Linked DNA regions of Homo sapiens: regions 1 and 2 are each linked to region 3. Evidence: chromatin contacts called from ENCODE Hi-C or POLR2A ChIA-PET data. All regions are on one chromosome and are shown on one strand. The core of a region is the stretch at or near the end of the contact, and the rest is flanking DNA. Distances in the headings are between cores, read along the strand shown. Region 1 holds the start of LINC01011 (long intergenic non-protein coding RNA 1011). Region 2 holds the start of PSMG4 (proteasome assembly chaperone 4). Region 3 holds the start of FAM50B (family with sequence similarity 50 member B).

Region 1 (3,605 bases), core at 932-3,431, 860 kb before region 3:
TTTAAACAAAGGCGAGCAATTCACTTTCTGGGTGCCCACCTGAAGTAGAGAATCCCAACCCCTTACCATGAAAACAGATAATCTGTTCACTGAGCCCCAAGGACAAAGCAGCCAGGGTCGACTGAGGGGCTACTGCAGCCTTCCTCTCTGACTCCTCCCACCTAACCATTCCCTCAATACCTCAATACACACACTCCTTTCTTTCCCAAGTCTATTGCCTCTTCCAAAAGCAATGTAAGATCCGCCCCAGAACAGTGGGGAGTTCTTATCCTTTCCGTTACCTAAGCAACCTGAGGGCAAAGACCTTTAGATCACCGGCAGTGCTGTTCTTTGGGTAACTTGATCTTTGCTTATCAGCTTTAATAACTTTATTATACGAAATACCCAGCCTTGATGAAGTATCGATGACTCACTAACTGTGGTGTAACTAATTGTTTCATTCATTCTACAAACTTTTTTTTTTTTTTTTGAGACAGAGTCTCACTCTGTTGCACAGGCTGGAGTGCAGTGGCGCGATCTCAGCTTACTGCAACTTCCACCTCCTAGGTTTGAGCGATTCTCCTGCCTCAGCCTCCTGAGTAGCTGGGATTACAGGCGCGTGCCACCACACCCGGCTATTTTTTGTATTTTTAGTAGAGACGAGGTTTCACCATGTTGGTCAGGCTGGTCTCAAACTCCTGACCTCGTGATCTGCCCACCTTGGCCTCACAAAGTGCTGGGATTACCGGCATGAGCCACCGCGCCTGGCCTCATTCTACAAACTTTTATTCTGCACTCACTATAGGCTGGGAGCTACACTAGGGCCTGGGGACATGAAGACAGGCGACACGGTCCCTGGGCTCAAGATGCCAGACAGATGTGCAAACAAGTGAAATCTGATGTGATATGTGCTTTAGTGGTGCCAAGGATAAAAGGATAAGTGTTAAGAAAAAGTAGCAACAATATGTCTGACTGGGAGAATCAAGAAAGGTGTCATAGAGTCCCTAACACTTGAGCTGAGAATGAGAAAGAGCATGAGCTGGCCAGGTGACACACAGAGCATATTCCAACCTAGGAGACTGGGAAATGGGCCAAAATATATACGTTTGAGGAAACAAATAGCTTACTATATAATTAAATATGAGGCAGTTTAGACTGGGCCCTTATGGATAAGTCACACCCATAAATTTTATTTCATCTTACAGGCAGTGGAGAGCCTCTGGAGGATTCTGAGCTTCGTGGTCTCATCATCAGAGTTATGTATGGCAACCATCCCAACCTTTTTGGCACCAGGGAGGGGTTTTGTGGAAAACTATTTTTCCTTGGACAGCAGAGGATGGTTTCGGGATGATTCAAGCACATGACACTTCTTGTGCACTTTATTTTCAGTGGGAGCCCTGAGCTTGTTTTCCTGCAACTATCTGGCCCCATGTGGGGGTGATGAAGACAACGGCAGATTATCAGGCATTAGATTCTCATAAGGAGCGCACATCCTAGATCCCTTATGTGTGCAGTTCACAGTAGGGTTTGTGCTCCTATAAGAATCTAATGCTGCCTGATCTGATAGGAGGCAGAGCTCTGGTGGTAATGCAAGCAATGGGGAGCAGCTGCACATACAGATAAAGCTTCACTAGCTCACCCACTGGTGGCTCACCTCTTGCTGTGTGTCCTGGTTCCTAACAGGCTACAGACCAGTCAGGTCTGTGGCCCGGGGGTTGGGAACTCCTGGTGTATGGAAGAGACTACTCTGCAGCAATGTGGACAAATAGGATGAGGGTGAGCTGTCAGGGGAGACAGGCACACATGGCAGAGCTATTTAAAAAGGAGGATAGATGACCAGGCACAGTGGCTCATGCCAGTAATCCCAGCACTTTGGGAGGCAGAGGCAGGCGGATCACGAGGTCAGCAGTTCAAGACCAGCCTGGCCAACATGGCAAAACCTCATCTCTGCTAAAAATACAAAAATTAGCTGGGCGTGGTGACATGCGCCTGTAATCCCAGCTACTCAGGAGGCTGAGGCAGGAGAATCACTTGAACCCGGGAGGCAAAGATTGCAGTGAGCCGAGATCGTGCCATTGCACTCTAGCCTGGGCAACACAGCAAGACTCTGACTGGAAAAAAAAAAAAAAAAAAAGGAGGATAGACAGGGCTTGGGGATTGGTGGATGGGTAGATAAGGAAGGAGGAGTCTAGCATGACTCTCAGACTACTGACTTGGACCAGCAGGGGAATGGCTGTGACAATAAATAAGATTGGGAAAACAAGAAGGTGAGCAAATTTAGAGGAGAAAATGAATTTCATTTTTGGCATGGTGTGGAAGGCTCGGGAGAGAGGTCTAGGCACCAGATGTCAACGTGAGGTGAAATGGATATAGCTGAAGTCAAGGGTGTGGTGAGGTTTTGCAGGGAGAGCAGGGACCTCCAGCAAGGCCAGTGCATAAGGGAGAATAGAGAAAAAAAGAACCAGAAAAAGACAAGGAGAGGCCAGAGAGGTGTGGAAAGAACCAGGGAAGACAGTTATTCACAACAAACAAAAGAGGGCAGAGTTTTAGAGAAGGAACTGAGCAGTTTGGGGCTCCAGGTGGGGCAGGAGTGGGTGGCCACGGTTGAGGGGCAGTGGCCTTCAAATTGGTCTGGGTAGGTTCTAATGGGTCAGATTGGTCAGTCCTTTCCAGGACACTGAAGGCTGCAGAGGTGTGACTGGATGCTGGTGGAGGGATGCATGGCGGGGAAGCTGAGTCAGATCCTGAAATCCTCCAAGCATGCGCCTGAAATGACCAAGGGAAATGAAGGCGGAGGCTGCTGTCGCCTGGTGGCCTGGGAAGGGCCAAGAGCCAGGGAGCTGGAGGGAGGAGAGAACGTGCGACCTCAGCACGGAGCACTGTAGGGGAGGCGGGGCTGGAGGGAGATGGCGCCGCGCTCCCGGATGAACAGAGAAAGCGACAGGGTGAGTCGCAGGGCACAGTGTGGGATGAGTCACCGACAGCAAGGCATGGACTCCGGGAAGAAGGGGAGACGAGCCGGGAAAGACTTGCATCGGGGATGTGAGCTGAGCTGCACCCAGACAAAAGCGGCTCGGGGCTCCTGAAAGCAGCAGGCACCGCCGGTCCTGCCAAGGGGCTACTTCCTGCGCGGAGTAGGAGAGTAGGAGACCCCAGGCCAGTCCCAATCCCCGGCCCGTCCGGGATGAGGGGGGCTGCGGGAGCTGCGGGGGCCTCCTCCAGGGAGGACGGTTGCAGGGTCCCTCGGCCGCCGCCCACTCCCGGGGGCGTTCCTTCCTCCCAGCTGCGCCCGGAGCGCCTGCTGCCTGGCGAGAGCCCGCCCCTCTGCAACCAGCCCGCTGCAGCGGAGGGCGCCTGGGTGCCCTCGGCCGAGCCAGCAGCCCACGGTCGGCGCCGCACTGTCCCCTGGTGGCGGAGCGCTCCCGCGACCCGGCTCGCCACGCCTGGGAGGGGTCCAGGAGGACGCGGCTGGGACCTGGGGGCTCTCAGGGTGGGGCCTTGGGGGATGAGGCTGGGGCCCGCGGGAAACCGGGCTGGGGCGAGGAGGCTCGCAGGACTTCCTGCCACAGAATGTTTCGATGCTTTTTTTAATTCTGCAAATGTAAGCCTTTCCACTTTAAGTCCAA
Region 2 (3,812 bases), core at 30-2,529, 590 kb before region 3:
CTGATACAAAACTCTGGAAAATGCAGACTAATCTGTGTGGCAGGAAGCAGATCAGTGGTTGGGGGCAGGAGTCATTACTGAGGGCAGGAGGGAGTACTGGACGCGTTCACTTTGTGGATTGTGATGATGATTTCACTGGCTATAACGTGTCAAGACTTCAATTTGTACACTATATATGTGCAGTTATTGTATGTTAATCACATTTTAATAAAGCTGTTAAAATATTGACCTGAAAATTAACTGTATTATTGAATCATCGATAATTAGCAAATAGAACTATGGAAAATGCCCTCTTAAATTTCAATTTAGTCAACTTAGATCTATTAGAGATTTTTAAAGCAGACCTTTTATAGTTCCAAGTTAAATCTCTAAAGTCAGTTGTAACAGAATCTGACAAAATGGGCTGTTTTCTTTTACCACCTTCTCTCTTAACCCATCAAGGCTTCCTTTTCTCAACTCTGTAATGTCCTGAAGTGTTCAAGGGGTCTCCCCATAGGTATGACAATGGGATGATTGGATGATTGTTGGTGCTTCCCATTAATCTCTCTTGAGATCCTTTCCACGTCTCCGAAAGGCACCTGTTCTTATTTGCATTTTGCAGATGAGGAAACTGAGTCTCAGAGAGGTTAAGGGGGTAGCCCGAGGCCATGTACATGACTGCAGCTTGGGACTCGGCGTCCAAAAGGGTGCCTGCCCATCCTCCTGCCAACTTAGTTGACACAATTTTCCTTTCTAAAGGCTTTCTCCCAATACCGTTGCCATTCTTAATTAGGGCTGGGTGCCGTCGAAGCCTCCTTGGAGTTAAAGGGCTGCTAGGAGGAGGAGGTGGGACGGGAGGTGGCCGTTCTCAGAGTGCTTGAAGAACTAATTAAAAATCAGTCTTTTTAAATTTTTAATTAAATTAATGTCTGTAGGGCGAAGTGTCACGGCCTGGGAGGACGGTGCGGCTGGCTTCAGCCCTTGAATGCCCCGCGTCAGTAATAATTAGGGGGTGGGGGGAAACAAAGCGAGGGTGAGTTCTGCTGGGCGCCCGTGGACTCCTAGAGGTCACTGTCGCACTCTGCTACTCAAGTGGGTTTCCCCAGCCCGTCCAGAGAGGTACTGGTGTGCGGGAGAGGCCAGCAAGACAACCAGGGACAGCTACTCCGCCCAGGGCCGGCAGCCGCCCCGCCTCGACCACGCCCCCAACCCAAGCCCGGGATCGCCCCTCCCCGACCACGCCCCTCACCCCCGCCCTTCCGGGGCCGAAAGCGAAAGCGCGCTCGGTCTCTCGGTGCTCGCTCCATCGGGTCTGGCGGGGCTGGCAGCGGCGAGGACCCGGGTCTGGCGCTGTGGGCCGGGAGCCGTGGGGCGGCATGGAGGGGCTGGTTGTCGCCGCCGGCGGGGACGTCTCCCTGCACAACTTCAGCGCGAGGCTGTGGGAGCAGCTGGTCCACTTCCACGTCATGCGGCTGACGGACTCGCTGTTCCTGTGGGTGGGGGCCACGCCGCACCTGCGCAACCTCGCCGTGGCCATGTGCAGCCGCTACGTGAGTGCCTGGCGGCCGAGGGTGCGGGCGGCGGGGCGGGGGCGCGGGGGCGCCGGGCCTGCGCGAGCTGCAGCCCCCCAGGCTTCTCTTGGGTCCACAGGGCGCCCTACTCCCCCGAAGCCCACCCGTGGGATGTCTTAGGAAGCCCGCGGGCGCCAGGGCCTGCACCACCTCGGGAGCTGCGCGCGGGCCCCGGGCCCCTCTCCTTGTCCCGCCGCCCCGCAGCTGCGTCCCGCACTGGTCTCTGTAGGTCAGAATGTCTTGGGTCTGTCCTCGCCACACGCTCGCTGGGGGACGCGTCTGCCTCGTAGCTCTCCTGCCATCTGGATTTTGAGCACACTGATAATTTTTTGGGGACTCTTGCGTCTCCACTGGATGTCTCAGGCATTTCGCACTAGGCACACATCAGGCTCTCTTCTCCAAACCTGCTCCCTCCTCCGCCTGACTGGCGCTGTGATGGCAGCTCCATCTTCCTGGCTGTGCGTTCAGAGCCTCGCAGTTGTCTTTGATTCCTCTTTCTTCACACTCCACGTGCTGAGTCCCTAGGCACTGCCGCCAGTCAAAGCAGACAAAACCCAAGCCGCCCTCACCTTCACCCTGCCGCGCTGGGCCAAGCCTGGGACATTATCATTTCCCCTCCTCTCCCGCCTTTCCGGCTTTGCGTGTCGCCGCCTGGTTTCTCCTGGTTTCCTGAGGCAGCTGTAAGAAAGTGCCACAGACCGCGTGGCTTAAAACAACAGAGGTTTATTCTCAAAGATCTGTAGACAAGGTCTCTCACTGTCACCCAGGCTGGGGTACAGTGTCATTATTATAGCTCACTGTCACCTCAAACTCCTGGGCTTAAGTGATCCTCCTTCCTCAGCCTCCCGAGTAGCTAGGACTACAGACATGTGCCACCATACCTGGCTAATTGTGTTTTTTTGTAGAGATGGGGGTCTCACTATTTTGCCCAGGCTGTTCTTGAACTCCTGGCCTCAAGTGATGATCCTCCTTCCTCAGTGAGCCCGACTCTTCTCATAAGGACATCAGTAATGTTGGATTAAGGGCCCATCCTACTCCAGTATAACCTTGTCTTAAATTGTATATATATATATATTTTTTTTTTTTTTTTTTGAAGCAAAGTCTTGCTCTGTCGCCCAGGCTGGAGTGCAATGGCGTGATCTTGGCTTACTGCAACCTCCGCCTCCCAGGTTCAAGCAGTTCTGCCTCACCCTCCTGAGTAGCTGGGATTACAGGTGTGAGCCATCACGCCGGGCTAATTTTTGTAGTTTCAGTAGAGCTGAGGTTTCATTATGTTGGCCAGGCTGATCTCGAAATTCTGACCTCGTGATCCGCCTGCCTCGGCCTCCCAAAGGCAAGCAAGTCCCTTTGGAAGTAAAGAATCTTTATGCTAATCTTTATCCTAAAGTGCCGGGATTATAGGCGTTAGCCGCCGCGCCTGGTCTAAATTACATCTTATTTACATCTGCAGAGACCCTGTTTACAAACAAGGTCACATTCATAGGTACCCAGAGGTTAGGACTTCAACATATTTTTTGGGGAGACACAATTCAGGCCACAACACTGCCTTGTAACCAGGGCAACAGAATGATAGTTTTAAGACTGAAGTTGGATATTTTCATTTCTCTGCTCAAAACCTTTCACGAGGTGAACTCGGAGCACTCGAAGACTCCAGTGACCTTCGGGCTCTGTTACCTCTTAGAGCTCCTGCCTGTCCTCGAGCTGGGCAGTGCTGGCCTCCCAGCCGCATTAGCTCCCTCTCTCAGCCGTTGAGTGTTTCACGGTGAGGTTTGTCTGCTTGCCCAGGGTGAGCGTCTGTTTCTCTAGCTCCTGATGCACCGCTCTCTAAGTCCCTGTGGAATGAATGAGTGAGGCCCCCTCAGCGAGACCCTTCTGAAGCCAGTGAGGCAGTGATGACTGAGGGTGCTGGGGGCAGGAAGTCATGGGTGAGCCTCTTAGCTGTGCACAGCGGCACCTGGGAAGGCCTTGGGAAGGAGATGGCATCTGGATTCCTTTCTTGCTTTTCTTTTCCTTTTCCTTTTTTCTTTTTTTCTTTCCTGGAGGGTCCTGGCAGTGGACCTTTGAGCAGGCGGCAGCGGAAGAGGCCTGGGGGACCAGGGGTGATGGGTGGGGCTGTGTGCTCTGTGCCACCTCGCATTCTCTCTTTATCCCAAGGCATAGTGGGCAGGGCTTTGGGCACTGGTCAGATCTGGTGTCGCTGCCTTGTGCCACTTTGTGCAGTGCTGGTTTGGGCTGGTAAGTTTGGAAGAAGTAGGCTCCTCC
Region 3 (3,774 bases), core at 1,179-3,678:
TAATGAGTAATAATATCTTGAAAGGAATAATCAGAGCAGTAAGTCTCAACACTGGGCTTAAAAATATTCAGTAAACCATGCTGTAAACAGATGTGCTGTCCTCCAGGTTTTGTTGTTCCATTTACAGAGCACAGGCACAGTAGATTTAGCATAATTTTTAAGGGCACTAAGATTTTCAGAATGGTAAGTGAGCATTGGCTTCAACTGAAAGTCTCCAGCTACACTAGCCCCTAGCAAGAGAGTCAACCTGTCCTTTGAAGCCATGAAGCCAGGCATTGACTTCTCCTCTCTAGATATAAAAGTCCTAAATGGCATCTTCTTCCAATAGAAGGCTATTTTGTCTACATTGAAAATGTATTGTTTAGGGTAGCCTCCGTCATCAGTGCTCTTAGCTAGATCTTCTGGATAACCTGCTGCAGCTTCTCCATCACACTTGCTGCTTCACCTTGCACTTTATGTTATAGAGGTGACTTCCTTCCTCAGCCTCATGAACCAACCTCTGCTACCTTCAGACTTTTCTTCTGAAGCTTCCTCACCTCTCTCAGCTTCACAGAATTGAAGAGACTTAGGGCCTTGCCCTGGATTAGGCTTTGGTTTAAGGGAATGTCGTGGCTGGTTTGATCTTCTATCCAGACCACTAGAACTTTCTCCATATAAGCAATAAGGCTGTTTTGCTTTCTTATCATTCATATGTTTACCAGGAAAGCGCTTTCAGTTTCATTCAAGATTTTTTTCCTTTGCATTCACAACTTAGCTAACTGTTTGGCAAAAGAGGCCTAGCTTTTGGCCTATCCTGGCTTTTGACATACTTTCCTCACTGAGCTGAATCATTTCTAGCCTTTGATTTAAAGTGAGAGACGTGTGACACTTCTTTTCACTTGAACACTTAGAGGCCATTGTAGGGTTATTAATTGGCCTAATTTCAATATTGCTGTGTCTCAGGCACTAGGGAAGCCTAGGGACAGGAAGAGAGATGAAGGAACAGCCAGTCAGTGGAGCAGTCAGAACATACATAACATTTATCAGTTAAATCAATAAACGTCTTTGTCTTCTACTGCACACTTCGGAGTGCCCCCAAACAATTACAATAACCTCACAGAACGATGATCACAGATCACCATAGCAGATATCACAATGAAAAAGTCTGAAATATTGCAAGAATTACCAAAATGTGACACAGGAACACGAAGTGAGCACATGCTGCTGGAAAAATGGAGCCAGTAGGCGCTTGACGCTGTGTTGCCACAAATCTTCAATTTGTAAAAACAAAAACAAAACACACAGTATCCCAGAGCTCAATAAAATAAGATATTCTTGTATTCTGGTGATGGGGCAACAATGAGAAGGCTTTAGATTAAAAAAAATGCTAATTTCCTAGATTAAGGCAAGTGGTGGGGAATGGGAGAAAAAGGAAAGTGTGAAAGGCTCTTCTGTAATTGATTACCTGTGGAGGAACGTCATTCCAGGAAAAGGCCTAGGTTTCTGGCTTGGACAATTTGATGAGGGCTCACACCGTGCTGTTCTCCTCTGGATATGTGGGTGCCATATGTAATTATCATATGATTCACGCTTCTTGGTAAGGTTATGCTCACAGGCATTGTTGCTCTTAGGCGGGAGGAGGCTGAACCGCAGTATGTATTTCACAACCAGCTTTTCCAAACTAGGTCCCAGGAAGCACTGGTTTCGGCGAGTGTTACCAGATCTCCTGCAGGGGAGAAACGGTCACGAAACATGAACTGGTCTGCCCTGCTCTTGGAGAGTTACAGTGGAAACTGGCATGTTAGAGGCTCACAGTAAAGACACTGCTACACTTTAACTCAGTGTCCCATGGTTATTAGAGCTTAGAACCCGGGGGAAACTGCTGTATAGAAGAGGTCAAACAAGCTGAGTGCAGGTTTTGTCACGAAACTGGGGGGCGAGTAGGGTTCTATTATCAAAGAATGGTTGTGTTGGGGCCATAAGAAAGAATTACAGGCAGTGGTGCGCAGGTAATGTTCACGAGACGCCACAGCGGGGTAGCATCAGAGGCGGGAGGAGGAGGGTTGGAGAGCAGGGCCGTGTTGCAAGGCTCTCTGGGTGGCCACAGCAGCTTGCGCTGCGCCCACATTGCTTCTGCGTGTTTACAGTTGGGCACGAGAAGGCTCAGCACGCACGCACAGCAGGTGGGGGCCCGCCCTGCCCACAGCGTGAAAACAGGAGCCCCGGCCAGCCACGGCTGGGCAGGGCCAGAAGCGCCTCCTCCAGGATCCTCCCCGCGCTGGCCCGCCCCACAGGAGCACCGCCCCTACCAGGAGCCCGGAGCTCTTCCCAGGGCCCGCCTCCCCGCCAGGGGGCGATCCACCTCCACTTCCTGTTTCCGCAGCCGCCCTACCAGGAGCCTGGCACTCTCCTCAGGGCCCGCCTCCCCGCCAGGGGGCGCACCGCCTCCACTTCCTGTGTCCACGGCTGTCGCGAGAGCCCGGGGCGAGTGGGCCTCTGCTCGTGGGTGGTTCTCGTGGAGGTCAGCTCCCGCGTGTCTCCGCTCGACAGGGTGCTTGGGCAGGTAAGGGTCCGCTCAGTAGCCCAACCCTCTCTGTATGCAGCTCCCCAAATTCAGCGCTGCGCTCAGGCATGGCAGCCACCCGTTACGTGGGGCCGTTCGCATTTGCATTTATTGAGGTCAAATAAAATGCTGGAAATTGGTGCCTGGTGACACTGTCAGGTTGGTGGTTACCCTAGCAGGTCGGCCCAGCCCCTGAACGCTTCCATCACTGCCGAAAGCCCTGTGAGGAGGCGCAGAGCTGAGCATTCCCCGCCGTTGCGTGGGCCCCCCTCTACCTGCCGCGTTTTTCCTCTTTGCTGCAGAGCCCATCGGGTAGGCGCGGGCCATGGCGCAGTACAAGGGCACCATGCGCGAGGCAGGCCGTGCCATGCACCTCCTCAAGAAGCGCGAAAGGCAGCGGGAGCAGATGGAGGTGCTGAAGCAGCGCATCGCCGAGGAGACCATCCTCAAGTCGCAGGTGGACAAGAGGTTCTCGGCGCATTACGACGCCGTGGAGGCCGAGCTGAAGTCCAGCACGGTGGGCCTGGTGACCCTGAACGACATGAAGGCCCGGCAGGAGGCCCTGGTCAGGGAGCGCGAGCGGCAGCTGGCCAAGCGCCAGCACCTGGAGGAGCAGCGGCTGCAGCAGGAGCGGCAGCGGGAGCAGGAGCAGCGGCGCGAGCGCAAGCGTAAGATCTCCTGCCTGTCCTTTGCACTAGACGACCTCGATGACCAGGCCGACGCGGCCGAGGCCAGGCGCGCCGGAAACCTGGGCAAGAACCCCGACGTGGACACCAGCTTCCTGCCAGACCGCGACCGCGAGGAGGAGGAGAACCGGCTCCGAGAGGAGCTGCGCCAAGAGTGGGAGGCGCAGCGCGAGAAAGTGAAGGACGAGGAGATGGAGGTCACCTTCAGCTACTGGGACGGCTCGGGCCACCGGCGCACGGTGCGGGTGCGCAAGGGCAACACGGTGCAGCAGTTCCTGAAGAAGGCGCTGCAGGGGCTGCGCAAGGACTTCCTGGAGCTGCGCTCCGCCGGCGTGGAGCAGCTCATGTTCATCAAGGAGGACCTCATCCTGCCGCACTACCACACCTTCTACGACTTCATCATCGCCAGGGCGAGGGGCAAGAGCGGGCCGCTCTTCAGCTTCGATGTGCACGATGACGTGCGCCTGCTCAGCGACGCCACCATGGAGAAGGACGAGTCGCACGCGGGCAAGGTGGTGCTGCGCAGCTGGTACGAGAAGAACAAGC

What was found. A loop is a pair of places that touch in the nucleus more often than their neighbours do. ChIA-PET counts read pairs that join two places held with the same protein, here RNA polymerase II (POLR2A). Pooled maps may share reads with other maps.
Region 1: a map of CD4-positive, alpha-beta memory T cell shows a loop between it and region 3 (11-fold over the local background). The contact joins the promoter of LINC01011 here to the promoter of FAM50B in region 3. A Hi-C loop is called at or near these places in 1 of 168 maps with a recorded cell type or tissue (CD4-positive, alpha-beta memory T cell) and 5 of 50 pooled maps. POLR2A ChIA-PET finds 5 or more read pairs at or near these places in 3 of 52 experiments (CD4-positive, alpha-beta memory T cell, WTC11 and activated CD4-positive, alpha-beta T cell).
Region 2: a loop to region 3 is called in a pooled map, with 8 times the contacts of the local background. The contact joins the promoter of PSMG4 here to the promoter of FAM50B in region 3. A Hi-C loop is called at or near these places in 1 of 168 maps with a recorded cell type or tissue (naive thymus-derived CD4-positive, alpha-beta T cell), 1 of 37 single-sample maps with no recorded cell type and 8 of 50 pooled maps. POLR2A ChIA-PET finds 5 or more read pairs at or near these places in 1 of 52 experiments (CD4-positive, alpha-beta memory T cell).

Annotation. Positions count from the first base shown.
Region 1 is chr6:2,985,786-2,989,390 of GRCh38, forward strand. LINC01011 (long intergenic non-protein coding RNA 1011) reads left to right here and starts at 2,182. Exons shown (of 3, transcript NR_026856.1): 1 at 2,182-2,246. NQO2-AS1 (NQO2 antisense RNA 1) reads right to left here. Exons shown (of 2, transcript NR_186367.1): 2 at 3,551-3,605. RefSeq lists enhancers at 2,124-2,933, 2,934-3,605 and a silencer at 3,127-3,546.
Region 2 is chr6:3,257,668-3,261,479 of GRCh38, forward strand. It overlaps PSMG4 (proteasome assembly chaperone 4), which reads left to right and starts at 1,280. Exons shown (of 3, transcript NM_001128591.2): 1 at 1,280-1,529. The coding sequence starts at 1,356. RefSeq lists silencers at 1,100-1,349, 1,470-1,589, 1,640-1,739 and an enhancer at 1,860-1,989.
Region 3 is chr6:3,846,945-3,850,718 of GRCh38, forward strand. FAM50B (family with sequence similarity 50 member B) reads left to right here and starts at 2,429. Exons shown (of 2, transcript NM_012135.3): 1 at 2,429-2,542; 2 at 2,845-3,774. The coding sequence starts at 2,868. LOC107986557 (a long non-coding RNA gene) reads right to left here and starts at 2,422. Exons shown (of 3, transcript XR_001743931.2): 1 at 2,372-2,422; 2 at 1,445-1,705. RefSeq lists a silencer at 2,103-2,222 and an enhancer at 2,493-2,612.